2 separate regions of the Homo sapiens genome follow, and region 2 is linked to region 1. The links are chromatin loops, found by intact Hi-C in ENCODE. Cell type or tissue: thyroid gland. All regions are shown on one strand. Each heading gives the region's core, and the rest is flanking DNA. Links, peaks and the distances in the headings are about the cores only.

Region 1 (7,914 bases), core at 1,699-6,698:
AGGAAACAAGGAGAGACCACAGAAGAAAATCCTATTAGGAGGACTACCTGGACAGCCCAATTGCCTCCTTAACTGTCTCACAGGGGCAGTAATATCAGTAAAGGGAAGGCAGCTTTTCTCCTCTGTCAGCTCACCATGGCATGGGCATACCTGCCTCTTGCCTTGCTCTGAGTGGGCAAACCTCTGTGGACGTGCGAGCTTGATGCCGGACTCCAGCATCAAAGACAGAAGGAACCAGCTTTGTGAATGAGGTCAAGGCCCACTCGACACTCTCATTCTCTCCTTTCTGCTCACCCCACACTTTATCCCTCCCTCCCAGAAGCTCCTGTATGTCTTGTTCCCTTGTGATATGTCCAGGCTAATAGAAGCCTGCATTTACTACTAATATCTCCTTCTGTTTTTGTTGTCTCCTTAAATTATAAAAGTGGTTGTCAGGAACTCTTTGGGAACACCTGGTTGAAGTACCAAGGTATACCCATTGCCAGAGATCTACCTTCTGACTCCTCCTGGCTTCCCCAGAGGAGGATGGATGATAATGCTACAGGCAAGAAGGAGCTTGAACTCCAGGATGGCCACCTGGATATATCACTTTGACTGCAGCTGGTGACATTTATACTTCAGGTTACACCTATTTCATCCCCTTTGCTCCTGAAATAGAAGGGCTGGATTTATTATTAGCAACCAAAAAGAAGAAATGGAAACTAGATAGCATAGCTGGGATTTAATTCTACAGCAACTCAAGGTTGAAGGAAGAGTCCAACAGAGACCCTCTCATTCCCTGAAATGGAACTGCGAAAAGCAAATCATATATTCTAACTTAATCTTCATAAGAATTATGAGACATAGGTACTTATGTCACCATTTTACAGTCTTAGATAGAGAATGGGAGATGAAGTCACCTTCTCAAGGTCACACAGCTGATAGGGGAAAATCTGGTAGGTGAACCTGTCCTATATGCAGCCAAAGTTTGCAGCATTTGGCCTGGACCAGAGTATGGGCTCTGGAACCCTTACTAGCTAGATGCCTTTGGACAAGCCATCTCTATACATTACTTTCCTCATTTGTGAAATGGGGTGAACAGTAACACACACCTCAGAGAGTTATTTTGAAGACCAAATAGGGTGATGCTGTGCATGTAAAGAGGTTGGCCCAGGACCTGGCAGAGCTGGTATTTTGGTTTTAAGGAAGGGTCACACATGTCTTCCATTTATGAATTAAAAAACAATCTGACTTGGTCAAATGAATCCAAACAAGGAAATGTGGGTTTCTGGGGGGTAAACCCACAGACACATAGGCACACAAGACACATGGAAACTCCCCATGGTAAAAACTGGAAAACAAACAAGCAATGCTTCTGAATGTGAAGAAGGCAGGGTGTTTGAGTAAATTTTCTCCTGGGGGAAAGCGCTGTGAAAGCAAATTAAACTTGTCTCCCAGAAGCACAAACACAAGCAGGCTCCTGCCAACATCTGAAAGAAGTTTTCTCCCATTGCACTCTAGATTGGCACTGGGCAGGTGCCAGGTGCTGGAAAGCTGTTCCATGGCCTGTGATGTGTCGGTCCCTATGGATGTCCCAGCTTTCTTTGCAGACGATGGAATTCAAAGGCCTTCAGTCTACAACAGTCTAGGTCAATGCAATGACAAAAATTTGACAAAGCCCCTGACAGACTGGGCTTGAAGCCAGTTCTGTGCCAACATTTGAATTGGAAGATCTGTTTTCAGTCATATCCAGAAGTCCACCAACCACTATTAAGACCAGCTCTAAGGAAAGGTCTAGGAGAAAGATTGTTTCCTTATTATATTCAGTCTTGGCTATTTGTTAATTATTTCTTTGGGGACAAACCAAATTTTACCAATAAGACTGTGAACTCCTTCAACACAGCCATTATGTCTGGTTCTCCAAAGAGTCTTGTGATTGCTAAACACAAACCAAGAACTCAATAATATTTATTGTATTGATAAACAAAGCAGGAATACAAGGGGAAAATAGAGGAAAGAGGTCAGAGAAGTGGGGATGCCACAATAATCAGGTTCCAGAGGCGTTTGGTGGCCAAGAAACATACTGTTTCCTTTGCCTCTATTTTTTTATTACAATGCCTAGAATAAACAGTGATACGAAGCTGAATTCCACATTGTACTCTCAGACCATATTTGGAGTTCAGCAGTTCACATCTGGGAGCCACGTTTAAGACACTGATGAGTTAAGCTAGAACGTGTTCACTGAAGAACAACCAGAAAGATTAAAGAACTTGAAACCACATTTCAAATAAAGAATTCTTGAAGGAATTGAAAATTCAGCTTACTAAGGGGGTTATGACATCTGTTTAAAAATATCTGAAACGTAATCAGGTGAAATAAGGACTTTGTTTTGTGGCCCTAATAGGTTGACCAGGGTCCAGTGAATAAGGACTATAGTCCTTGGGAAACAGACTTGGTTCAAAAGAAGAATCAACTTACTCACTTTCTAAGAGTCAGAGCTGAATACTACTTACTACATTGGGTTACGTTCTGTTTACATGTATGTATCTGCCCAAATATTGTAAACTTCTTGAAGGCAGGAAATGTGTTATTCATCTCTGGATCTCTGGCAAATAATATCTGACTCAAAGCAGGTAATGAATGTTTGTTAGCTGAATGACTAAAACGAATGACCTAGGTGATCTACAAAGTCATATATTTTCAGTCGCTGGATGTATTCAAGGAGAGAGCAAATTAATGACTAGTGGGGATACTGCAGGGGGTATTAAAGATGAAGCGTATGACATCTTCCAAGCCTGAAATCTTATGACTCTGTGAGTCATGGTGTAAAGGAACTTGCTTGGACTGTCTCAAGAAACTTGGGTTCTAGTCCTACTCCTGCCATCCACTTGTTAAGTGACACTGATCAAATTCTTTCCTCCTCAGGGCCTTTCTTTTCATCTACAAAATTTATAAAATTTATTCAGTAAATATTTACTAAGAATCCACTCTAGCTCAGGAAGTGTTCCAGTGAAGTGGATGGCTTTAGTGATTGGTCAGGTCTAACCTCCTGTGATCTGATGAATCAACCTGAATTGTCAGGACTTAGAAAATGATACATATAGATGAAAAAGCTGAGAAAAGAATCGTCATGTTCCATGAGAACACATGGATACAGGAACGTGAACAACACACACTGGGGCCTGTTGTGGGGTGGGTAGAGGGAGAGTATCAGGATAAATAGTTAAGGCATGTGGGGCTTAATATCTAGATGACAGGTTGATAGGCGCAGCAAACCACCATGGCACACGTTTACCTATGTAACAAACCTGCACGTCATGCACATGTACCCTGGAACTTAAGATAAAATTTTTTTTTTAAAAAAAGAAAAACAATAGACAAGAAATAGGAACTAAGGGCTGATTTACATTTTATTACTTCAACCAATACAAACTGTAAGTTAAAATTAAGAAGAAGTCATCATGTTCGTGGCCGGGCAGAGGGCAGAGGGGGAGACGTTTGCTCATTTCAGGAGCTACCTTAACTTTTTAACCCTCCCTGCGGTTCCTGAGATAACAGTATCGCATTATCATCCATCCCTTGATGGGAGCCTCAAGCGGCCCCGAGGTTAGCCTCCTTCCTGGCTGTTGGCAGCAGCGCTCTCGGATGCCAGTGCCACACTCTGGGCTCTTGTTCTGCTGCGTCTCCCAGCGGTGCCCCGTGAGCACGTGCCAGAGAGATCACTGAGACACACACCAAGTACTGGGGAGACAGCCAAGTGCCGCGCTCTTCAAGAGCACTAGGCCCTTCTGAGGAGAGGCGAGCGCTCCCGGGAAATGCCTCGTCTTCCCTCCACCCTTAACCCACAGCAGCTCCAGTGCAATGCCCCGGCCTCAGCGCCTGCCCAGCGGTGGCCCAGGTGCAAGAGACAACACCTCGCCCCGTTCCCACTGCCCACAGCTGATTGGACCCGGCTGAGCACCTGACCCAAGCCAAGCTCAGGCACAGGCTGAACGGTGCTCTGTGACACAGCCCACTGGGCAGAGGTTCCGGGCCAATAAGAGCCCGTTCTCTAGTATTTGAACTAAAATGTACCCAGGGAACTTAGCATTCAGGAGCAGGAGCCAAGGGGTGTGATAGGAAGAGACGGGCTGGTGAGGTCCTTAAGGTCAAGGTGGAACCAAAGTGAAGAGGAAGCAGTCCTGAGTGAGGAGAGAAAGCTCATGAATGGAGCTGAAGCCTGGAAAGAGGCGGGAACACTGCAGCAAGACCAGCAGTGAAGCCCATGAAGGAAGAGAATGAATGAATGAAAGGCCCCTGAGCTGCCCGGATTCCTAGAAGCTTCTCGGTGCCTATTTTCGTCCCCAGCAATAGGAATGTTTTAGAAACGACTTCATTGCCACATCAGCTTTTCCTTGAGATTGCTTGTGTTTTGCCCCTTGCAACGGAAAAAACTAATTTACCTTGGCACGTCACCAGGATCTACTTCATAGCTTGGAGGCTTTGATAATAGCTGATAAGTGCAGAACTTTTTGTTTTTCAAGTATTTCCACATACAGTTTTATTTCATTCCTACAACAGTTCCGTATGTAGGAAGGGAAAGTGTTCTTTCCCATTTCGTAGATGAGAACATGAAGGCACAGATACTTGCCTAAGTTGATGCCGCTAATAAGTGACAGGGCCAGTATCAAAATCTGGATTTCTACTCCTACCTAACCTAGGGATTCTTCTACCATACCACAACTGCCAATCCGGTTAAAAAAATAAAAGCATGCTGTATTAGTCTGTCCTCATGTTGCTATAAAGAAATACTGGAGACTGGGTAATTTATAAGAAAAGAGGCTTAAACGGCTCATGGTTCTGCAGGCTGTACAGGAAGCATAACACCGGCATCTGCTTCTGGGGAGACCACTGGAAGCTTAGAGGCATGGTGGAAGGTGAAGTGGGAGCCTGCATATCACATGGAGCAAGAGCACAAAAGCGAGTGGGGGTAGGTGCTACACCCTTTAAAATGACCAGATCTCGGGAGAACTCACTATCATGAGGACAGTACCGAGGGGGATAGTACACACTCCCTTTTCAGAAATCTCCTCCCATGATCTAATCACCCCCTACATTGGGGATTGCATTTCTTTCTTTCTTTTTTTTTTTTTTTGGAGGTGGAGTCTTGCTCTGTTGCCCAGGCTGGAGTGCAGTGGCACGATCTCGGCTCACTGCAACCTCCGCCTCCCGGTTTCAAGCAATTCTCCTGCCTCAGCCTCCCAAGTAGCTGGGACTACAGGCGCACACCACCACGTCCGACTAATTTTTTGTATTTTTAGTAGAGATGGGGTTTCACCAATGTTGCCCAGGCTAGTCTCGAACTCCTGAGCTCAGGCAATCCACCCACCTTGGCCTCCCAAAGTGTTAGGATTACAGGCGTGGGCCACCAGGGGATTACATTTCAATATGAAATTTGGATGGGGACACACATCTAAACTATATCACATGCTGATCCCATTCCTTTTGCCTGTAGATTAGTCAATTATAGAGTCAGGACTACTGCAGAGGATGCTGCCAGGGCCAGTACATTCCAACTGGTATCTATTTTGGCTTTGTTAACTGAAACTCTGGTTTTCAAACATGCCTACCAGTATTCAAAAATCAAAATGCTGCTCCAGCCACTCGCAAATGTATCACACTTGGACAAAAATATTGATTTGTTGATCAAGTCTCTATTGACTCCACTGTGTTAAAGCTGTCAGGAGGGAGGATCCAAAGCATAGTCCTTATTCTCGAGGAGCACTGGGAAGGCTTTAGCCTTTAGAGTCACTACACCGGTCTAGGTCTGAATTCCAACCGTGTGACTTCTGAGGGTGTGATTTGGAGAAGTCACTGTATCTGAGTCTCAGTTTACTTATTAGTGAAATGAGAAAACTATTTGCCTTACACAGTTGTGAAAAATAAAACCACCATATATATGCACCTGGTACATAAAAGATACTCAGGAAATATTAGTTTACTCCTGTATAAGCTCTGTGATTTTCAAACTTTATCCTTGTCAGCCATCTGAAAGCTTGTTAAAACATGGATTGCTGGGCCCTACCCACCAGAGTTTCCAATTTAATAGGTCTGGGGTAGGGTCTCTGGTGATGATAATATCCTTGGGCTGGGGCTTTGAGAACCGCTCGTCTGGAAGAAAGACAGACTTTACACACAAGTCTGTAAAAAACAAGCCAGAGGGGGCAGAAAGATCTAAACTACCCAAGAATGCAAAAGAGCTTGTGGACCAGTTCCAAAGAGGAGGGCTTGGTCCTCCAGGAGGTAGTATTTGAATAGCTCTTAAAGAATATACAGGCTTTTGAAATGCAAAGCAGTTCTGGGCAAGATGGAGGTCAAGTAAGAGTAAGAGCCAGATCCAGAATAATCATTTTTGCTGCTCCCACACAGTGACCGGCTGATCATAATGCCAACTTCATGTCAAGTCTGTCTCTGGGACAAATTACTTAAGAAATCAGTGTAAAACACTCAACTCAGCTGCTGGCTAGAGAGTTCCATCTAATGAGCATCACTTTGTGTTGAATTCTTCTGTGATGACAGACAATGCAGGAAAAGAAACAGGTTCTGAGGAAGTGGGGTGTGGGGAGCTGCTAATTAGTCTCCAATCATTTATCCAGGCTTGTCACCAAGCTCTCTACTACTTACAAACCAAATAGAAAACCAAATCCCCCTCCTTTTTTTTTTTTTTTTTTTTTTTTTTTTGAGACGGAGTTTTGCTCTTGTTGCCCAGGCTGGAGTGCAGTGACACAATGTTGGCTCACTGCAACCTCTGCCTCCAGGGTTCAAGAGAGTCTCCTGCCTCAGCCTCCCAAGTAGCTGGGATTACAGGCATGTGCCACCACGCCTGGCTAATTTTTTGTATTTAATAGAGACGGTGTTTCACCATGTTGGTCAGGCTGGTCTTGAACTCCTGACCTTAGGTGATCCACCCTCCTTGGCCTCCCAAAGTGTTGGGATTACAGGTGTGAGCCACCATGCTCGGCCGGTCTCCTCCCTTTTAAGTCAGCATAGTCAGATATGAAAATGCACAAAACTATATAAAGATAACCTAGAGACTTACAGGTAAAAACCTCTATGTTGGCTTGGACTGTACCTGGAAAATGGAAATATCCAGGCCATGTTACTCATGGCCTGGACTGCTGCATCAGCATTCTAAGTGGACTTCTGTCTCCAGGCCTGCCCCTTTGTGATGTCTACTCCAGATGATAAGGGGCAGTAGCCTTCCATAGGGTTACTGTCCCTTATCATCTGGAGTAGATATTACAAACAGGAGCCCTATGGACACTTCTGTTTATGTAGTGTTTTCAAAAATTTGAATTAGTTGCCAGAACTTTTTAAAAATGAGGTCAAAGAAAAATCTTCATGTTGGCTTTCATATATCTATTTCGATACTTAGAACTTGTTAAATACAAAAAAAAAGTTTTTAAATTGGAAGATCCAACATGGGAATAATCTCTTCTCATTTAGGGCAGGCCCAGACCCTATGATCAGCCACAGGCCATCTCTGTAGCTTCCTGCACTAATGTCACCTGCCTGGTTTCTAGGCATCCGAGTATACCACCCAGGCCTGGAGCAGTGTTTTCTAAAAGTCACTTATTTGGGTACTGCTTTTATGCTGTTGCCATATTCACATACCATCTGTCCTATTACTCACTTAGCATTTTTCAATTCATTTATTTTCTTAACTTTATTTAACATAGAAATTCAATATCACTATGAAATAATGATTTGCTATATCTAACTATATTTTTCCAGTTTACTAAAATAAATACATAATTTTTGAAATAGAGTCTGTCTATGTATAATCTAAAATAATCTTGGGAACTATACTTTAGAAAACACTGGAGAGGAGAAAGCCCAAATTTCTGAACCAGGAGTTTAAGGATCCAATTGCCCTTTTCAAGTAAGGTCTTTCTC
Region 2 (7,914 bases), core at 1,984-6,983, 170 kb before region 1:
CTTTTTCCTCCTATGTTGTAATTTTCTCCACAGCCTCTGATGGATCAGGAAAGTCCTAATTACCCACACAACTTTGAGGGCAGGATTTTAGCGGGACCTGAGGACCTGGGGCTGGCGGGGAAGGAGAGGCCCTGGTTCTTACCTCTTCCTCCTTCCTGAGGGCCTTGCACAGCTGCAGCAGCTTTGCGAGGAGAGTGGCTGAGGTGGTGTGGGTGGGGGGCAGGGAGCGGGCAGCCCGTTCAGAGGAGGCGTGGCCTCCATTCGGAAGGGAACAGGAGACAAGGCCCTCTTTCTCAAATACATCAGAGGGAGTGGGATCTTCGAAGAAAGCAAAAGCTGACCTTAGGGTGACCCACGGCTGAGAAGCTGTTTTGGGTACTGGGAAACACACAGGAAATTAGACAGCCTCGTTGGCCTGGAGGAGCGCACATGTAAGAATGATCGAGTCCTGAAAGGGCATGTGCATGGCAGATGCTTAGGGAGTGCCTTTCCAGAGGGGAATGAGCAGCAAGAGTTTATTTCAGCTGGGCTCAAGGCAGCAGCTCGTGCAAAGGCCCATGTGGGTCAAAGTCTAGAAACAACTGTGGGCTGGTGCATGACCCATGCAGCAGACTGTGGCTATGTGGGGAAGAGAAGGGGCATTGATTGAGCGTATTGTCATTGATTGAGGGTATCTGAAGTGCCAGGCTCAGTGGCTTATTCTGTACAGTATAAAGGATAGTGTAGTTGGCAGCGGCTCTCAAGCCTGATGGGGCATCAGAATCACCTGGGAACCTGTTATCATTGCAGATTATAAGGCTGCACCCAGACCCACTGATTGAGAAATTCTGGTGGTGGAACCTAGCAATCTGTGTTTTAATAAGACTTCTGGGTGATTTGGATGCAGCCCAAAGTTCGAGAACCACTGGTGTAGTGGAAACAGTACTAGACTTTGGAAGGTGGGGTGGGCTGGTGGGGGAGGGAGGTGTGACGGGGACAACTCATATTGGGCACTGGGGAAAGTCTGCTGTGTTCTGAGTCATGGGCTACATTACTCGCATGTTCTTTCAAGTGCTCTAAGCAGTGACTGGGGGTGGTGGTGGGGGGTCTATATCACCATAATCTCAGCATAGATGGAAAATCCAAAGCTTAGAGGGGTTAAATGACTTGCCAAAGATCACACAGTACTAGAGCTGCATTCTGCACCAAATTTGGCTTGATTCCCAGAGCGAGATTGTCAGTGCCTATTGGGACCACTGACCCACCAACGTGCAATGGTCTGGGCAGCAAGGCCTGGAAAACCCACAGGGGCCTGGGTGGAAGGAAGAGCCCCAAAGCTTGCGGCTCCTTCCCTGAGGACCTGGTGGTGACCAGTCCTGAGGCTGATGGGCGAGAGATGAGGACTTCTATTCTAATTCCTGTCCTCAAAGGACAATTATTTGAATTTTCATAAGGTTTGCCATTCACACCAGGGAGCTGGGCTTAGCACGTGTACTCTTTCAAGAGACCAGCTGTTGTCCCTGACTCCTAGGGCTGATAGGTTCAACATGAGGTTAAGTGAGAAAAGCAGGGTGAAAAATTACCCGTATGCTGTGATGACAACACCTTAGATAAAAAACAACAACATTAAGAACACACAGAGGCGGGGAAAGCCCGAAGGAATTTTCTTCCTTTCTCATTTCCCAAGGTGTATTATGTAGTTACAATTATTTGTATGATGAATATACAGTCATTTATTTTTAAAGTGCAACGGCTCACATCCCTTGTGGAAGGCAGTGGCATGGTGGATGACTCTGTGTGCCCAGTGGTGGAGCAAGGCTCCCTCCTCTGGGAGGGTTGGGTTCGTTGGCCCCTTCAGCCTGTCCCTGAACGAGGGCAGCAGTGGGATGGGGAGCCACGCTGCACTAGTGATGTCAGAGGAGCTGTGATATTTATTCCTGTCATGCAATTGCAAAGTCAAGCTTCAGGGTCTTAGAGACCCTCTGGACATCCCTCTTGACAGAGCTGCAGCCTGGAGGGATTTAGAGGGACCCTGGGGCCTAGGACTGAGTCCTCTCCCAGGTCATCCTGATAGCAGCCAGCAGGGAAGTGCAAACCCAGGATGGCTCGGGGGCTGGGACAGGCAAGAGGAAGCCTTTATCTCCAAGCAAAGGCCACCAGACACCTGTAAACACAAAATAGTCTTTATTTGTCAACGAAGGCTACACGGGATCACTTCTGGTTTTGTTTTTATGCTTTTTTTTTTCTAGAAGGTATCTACATCTGCATTTATTTACAGCCTTGTTGGTATTTACACAGTCAAGATACAGTGTTAGAAACACAAAAGTGTTGAGAAAAAAACTTCTCAAAATTAGTTCCAGACTTCAGGAAAATGATTTCCACATGGTAAGGCCAGAGTCTCCAGTGTTGGTCATCCAGAAGCAGCTTGGTACAGACTCCTTTTGCCGAAGCTGCGGGTTCAGAGGTGCTCAGAACAACAGGTGGATTTAGAAAAGTGGGATTCTGGTGTTGGGTGAATCCAGGGCTGCTGGGGCACCGCCAGACACCTGAGGCTCAGCTCCTGCCAGGACGGCCGAGCGTGCTCCAGACTAGTCCTCCCTTGGCTGTTCGCCCTCAGAATAAATCACATTTTCTTGGGGACCAGGAGGTCACCTAGTACCTTGCCTTTGGCATTCCAGAGGGGGTAAGAAACACAACATTGGCCCTCGCCTGGGCCTTCCCACACTCTGATATTCCACATTCGTAATGAAACCTAAGAGTCACCACTGTCTAGGGCAGTCAAGTACACAAGGATGGTTTTTGTGAATGTGAAGGTTGGAGAGGATAAGGTTTCTCTCTATCACCTCAGCAATGAGTCTTTAAAATGAGTTTGCTGTTTTTGGAAGGTTAAATGAAAGGGCCTTGAACTGCAGAGTTCTTTTTTAATTCCCTTTCCTCCAGTAAAATATAGACAAGTGTATAAACCTAGCTGGGAATGATGTGCCTTAAATAGAGAGGTTTTCATTCTAACAAGGACCCCAAGGGAAAGGAAAGACTGGGTTCTTTCTGGGATCCCTCAGGAGATGTGTCCCCGGGCCAGGTCTGGCTCCTGGGCTTAGTGGCTGCCGTGAGGACTGGAGAATAGCCTGGACTTTGAGCAGTGGATGCTCAAATCCCCAAGCCTGACACCCTGCTGAGAGCTTGAAAGCTCATTCCTCCTGGGCAGAAAGCTCAGCATCACCGCCCTCACCACATGGCCACCACAAATACAAGACTGCAAGTGGTAAAACTGCATTCTAAGATTTCACATTGAAATCTTAGATTCCATTTGCATAATGGAAATCCCTGCCATCTATAAAGGTGATACTTTAAAGTTGCAGCTGCGAAGATTTGTTTTTCTTCTTTTTTCAAATTCTGATTCTTTGTTCTGTGTCTACAAAACACTGCCCAGTCTGCCTTGCCATCATCTTCTGTGCCCCCTCCTGGTTATTTGGACACACACCTCCTGGCCATTCTCACCCTCAGTCAGTTTCTTAGGGATCGTTTCCAATCCTCTCTCCCTAAGTAGAAATCAGGCACTGGTGTGGTCCTTGGGTTAATTCTCAGCCAACAATTCTGAGAGATGAGGGTCAGAGGCTGACAAGGCAGTAATTTACCTGCATGCCTTCCCCTTCCTCCAGTCTGCCCTCCAGCAATGTCTGTTTGGGGTGTGGGGGGGTGGGATAAAAAGGAAATCTCATCCTACAAAAAAACAAAGTTGGGGAATCAGTAAAGTCCTATTTAAGGTGGTGGCAGAGGGGCTGAGGATGTAGGACCAGTTGGCAGCTGTGCGGGGTAGGAGAGAAGGCAGGAACTGTAGGATCATACACCTGGGCAGGTGAGGGAGGCCTGGTCACTCTATCGAATGAACAGATTTGGTTGGTGAGTGTCAAAAGGGCCGGTCCTCTCAGGATGGGAGTCGATGCTTGGAGCCTATTACATAGGCACAGGGTTAGGCCTTCACACTCACCCTTGCCATGGGTTTGTGACTGCTGGTCTTAGCAGGAGGACAGCTTGAGGAGGGAGTCACTGAGTCACCTGCAGCCCAAATGGAAACCAACTCAAAAGGGCCAAGGCCAGAAGCACCACCTTCAATACAACAGCACCAATGTGGCAGTGAGGCGCATAACACTGCCTGTGCCACAGCTGAGATCCTTTTTCTAAAGCTTCGGGATCCTTCAACTTCTCTCCCCACAGAAGCTGGGCTGCTGTGGTGGTATGTAGCACAGGAAAAATATAAGATCCTTTAAAGAAACAAACACTCAGTCCAGGCGCAGTGGCTCACACCTGTAACCCCAGCACTTCAGGAGGCCAAGGTGGATCGCCTGAGGCCAGGAGTTTGAGAACAGCCTGGGCAACATAGTGAGACCCCATCTCTATGAAAAAAAAAAGAAAGAAAGAAAAAAATAAATGAAACACCCAATAATTCTGTTTTTGATCCCTAAAAGTCCACCCTATTCCTTTGGGGAGGGGGCTGTGGAGGAGGGACAGGGCGTGGGGGAAGCGTAGGGAGCTGGTTCCTGTGGACCGCATGCCGTTCCTGACCTCTGAGCAGACATCCCCAGCAGGTCTTCACTGATGTCAGGCAGCCAGGATGGGACTGATCAACTGGGCAGGAGCACTTTGCCCAAGGGCCCTTGGTATGAAGAGTACATTTTGAGAGGCGTAAGTCCCTTCTGGAGGACAAAACTTGTGTTCTTCAGGCCAAACTGTTTTCCATCTCATCCAAGAATGATCCTGCCAGATGGGAGCCCCCATCTCCAGCTCATGCCTCCCACAGCAGGCCTGCAGAGCACTGTATCTGACTCAGTAGAGCTCTGGATCCAGGGGCAATGGGCAACCAGTGGACAAGCAGGCCAAAGCGCACTGCTGCAGCAGGGTGGCTTTTTTTTTGGAAACAGGAAGAGCACTTAGCGAAACACATCCTCTAATCCCAGTGGGATGACGTTAAGGCGAAATCTCCTCTCCCCAAGAAGTTTTGGTTGCCTCCCTCTGCCAGGCAGAACCCAGACTACATGCTGCTCCGATCCTCATGCAGTCAGACCTTCTCAGTTTCATTAACTTGTGTAATATTCTGAAGACTATGTGAGTAAGGCTATAGAGGTGCCATGAGCTTATCAGTCCAACAAGGTTTCCACGGGGAATAGCTCAGACTCAGAATTCATTTTCCACACTTAATGTAAATGTAACCCATAAAAGTTCCATTTTCTAAGAAGCCCAGCTTAAAAGGAAGCATTTGGCTTCCCCTCCCATCTCCCAGAGCCTCCTGTGAGTGGTAATGACAATGGTAATTAGGCGGATGAACCAGGAATGGAATCCTTGAACAAGGGGCTCCCAGCTCTGGCTGTGACTCCCCCTGCCCTCACTGCTCCCCCAGCCTGCTGGCTGCTGCCTCAGCTTGGGCGTGCTCTTCAGGTGTGGGCTGTCCCTGCTTCTGAGAGGGCTCAGGCCTCTCCCTGACGACACAGGCACAGTTCTTCACAGGAATCATGCCAGCCTGGCCTCCCAGATCTACGGGCACCCACCTTGGGAACTGCCCTGCTCCTGGTGGGGTTGTATGATATGGGCAGGCCACACCACATCAGCTCTTCCCTCCTTTCTTCCTGTCACTAAAAAACACATTGGGTGGGCTTCTCTAGAGGGGAAGCTGTTTCAGAACTTCAGGAATTTCCTGGAAGCCCAGCCTGCCCCAGTCCAGCTCTGCGATCAGCTGGTACATGGAGGCAGATGGGACTTTGGGAACTGGTTAGAAGGATGCTTAGCTTATGCCTTCCTCTCTTTGGCTGGCTTTTTTTGTTAAGCATTTTTCCAGAATCAAAGGCCACCAAGCACCTCCCTCCACATTCCTACGTCTCAGTGGTGGCGGCTGAGTGGTGGAGGGAAGATACTCAAAGTCATAGAGAGAGGGCTTTGCCTCGGAAGGCAGGCTGGTGCCCTCGCCACCACTGCCATGCCTTTGCCATGGGTGGCCTTCTGTTCTGTGGACATGGTGCCCACATTGAAGGCTTGCTGTGCAGTGCTCGTTCTCACATCTGGCTTTGGGAGAAAGGAGGAGATGAACAGGAACATCATGGAGGACCAACCAATCACAGGCATCCTGGGTGCTTTCCCTCCCGGGAGGATGGGACTCTGAGCCCAGGATGTTATGTCACTGGTCTGGGGGAAAGGACCTGGGAGACACTTTCTCTATCCCAGCATGGGGGTGGCACCGACAACTACACAGGATTTGCAAAAGTGGTAGGGGGTTTCATTCAGCATCAAAATAGAAAGCTTGAACAGGAGTTTGGGGCAGCTTAAAAAAGGTGCTGAACAACACCATGAAATTCCCTGGAGCAAGATGAAGCCATCTATGATCCTCTGGAGGCAGAGAACAAGGTGAGAAGAAATCCACCACTCTTCTGCAGGAGCCCTGCCAAGGAGCCTCAGGTCCTACAGACCCTCCTCCCAGGCCCCCTTGGAAGGGGTGTTGTACTGGCCCATCACTCCCTTTACTCCTGCCCGACCCCAGTCGAAGAAGAAAGGGTTGCACATGAGACAAGTTAGCACAGACATTCATGTCCCACATCACACTGGGTACCTAGGGACAGACGAGGACACACCCCAGGAGATGCATCTCAGAGAGGAGATACATACCCCAAACGACAAGGGAAAAATCCTCAAGGAAAAAGGGAACAAAAGACAATAAAGTTTTCATTGTGATCACACTACAGAAAAAAATACCTTCTGTTCTTTGCAAAAAATGTGCGAAGGCCAAATCTGTGTTTTTCTTTTCTAAAAAAAAGGATGTTGCATGAGTTACAATGCAACCAGTATCTTTTTGTTTCTGCACTTGTTAAAAAATCATTTTTTTAAAAGTACAACACAGTCAGGTATGCGGCCACAAAAGAGTAGCTGTCTTTGGCAAGAAGTCCTTGGTCCTCTCTGTCACCTCCGGCCCATCTCGCTCTGTCTCATGAAGTGGATGTTGTTGGCGCTGTCTGACAGTTCTGGGTACTGCTCGACAGAGATCACGAAAAAGCCGTCGTAGCCTTGCACCCGCCCTGTGCTCAGCACCTGCTGCTTCTCCCCCTCTGTCCAGGCCCGCAGGCCTTCCTCCCCTTCCCGCAGTCTCTGCTGCTCGCGGGCCCACGCTTGGCGCACGGCTCTCTGCCGGGCCAGCTCCAGGACCCGTGCCTTCTCCTCATCCAACGTTGTCCCGTAGCGTGTGTTCAAGCACAGTGCCCCGTACTGGAGCTGGATGTCTGTGTAGCGTCTAGTCCTGCCATTAAGTACTGTGTTGATCTGGGACACAGTGACGTTGACCCCATTCTCCAGGGTTCGCCGCCCCCCACTGAGGCCCAGGATGGCCAGGTCACCTTCTGAAGGTCCTGGTTTCACAAAGTAATGGGTATCCACCCCATCAATGGTGAAGTGCAGGTTCTCTAGGTAGTGGGCATGGTTCAAGATGGCAGCAACCCTTCGCCCATCCTCATTGGCCACACTGATGATGTCTGTGGTCACTCGGCCATCCTTCAAGGCAAACTTGACCCCCTTGCCAAAGACTGAGCCGCTGGATGCAAACTTCTTGGTCTTTGGAGCCTGCTGGCAGCTGGTGATTGTGGAGCCATAGAGCTGGTCAAACCGTTCTAAGGTGACAAAGGCCTTGAGCTGCTTCTGTACTTCACACTGTACCCCGAGGATAGACTGATGGGGGAGGAGAGTGAGAGAGAGAGTAAGACAAAGGGGAAAAAACCCTGAGAACCTGGAGAATCAGCTTAAATAATGAAGTCAAAACCACACATATTTATTAACCTGCGGCATGTAGCTCTACCGCTGACCACCAGAACATCCAGGTGGTCGCCAGAAGGTCAGAACATCTGCTGACCTTCATCCATCCATCCACCCACCCTTCCATTTAGAAACTGTTCAGGGGGTATC

The links. A loop is a pair of places that touch in the nucleus more often than their neighbours do. Peaks named below come from ENCODE experiments on the same cell type or tissue, not always from the same donor. Only the 100,000 strongest peaks of a DNase experiment are listed, where the experiment ranks them.
Region 2: a loop joins it to region 1, with 2.3 times the contacts of the local background. A loop is called at or near these places in 6 of 110 quality-filtered maps.

What each region holds. Positions count from the first base shown.
Region 1 is chr11:78,819,406-78,827,319 of GRCh38, forward strand. The region is part of intron 12 of TENM4 (teneurin transmembrane protein 4); the gene reads right to left. Among named protein-coding and RNA genes, the nearest start is that of NARS2, 250 kb to the left of the region's middle. In thyroid gland, for the core only: no CTCF peak of the experiment used is centred there; DNase peaks (open chromatin) are centred at 3,736, 4,405 and 6,226; H3K27ac peaks cover 2,115 bases.
Region 2 is chr11:78,651,137-78,659,050 of GRCh38, forward strand. It overlaps TENM4 (teneurin transmembrane protein 4), which reads right to left. Exons shown (of 34, transcript NM_001098816.3): 34 at 1,693-7,680. The coding sequence ends at 6,922. Among named protein-coding and RNA genes, the nearest start is that of NARS2, 80 kb to the left of the region's middle. RefSeq lists an enhancer at 264-763. In thyroid gland, for the core only: no CTCF peak of the experiment used is centred there; no DNase peak of the experiment used is centred there.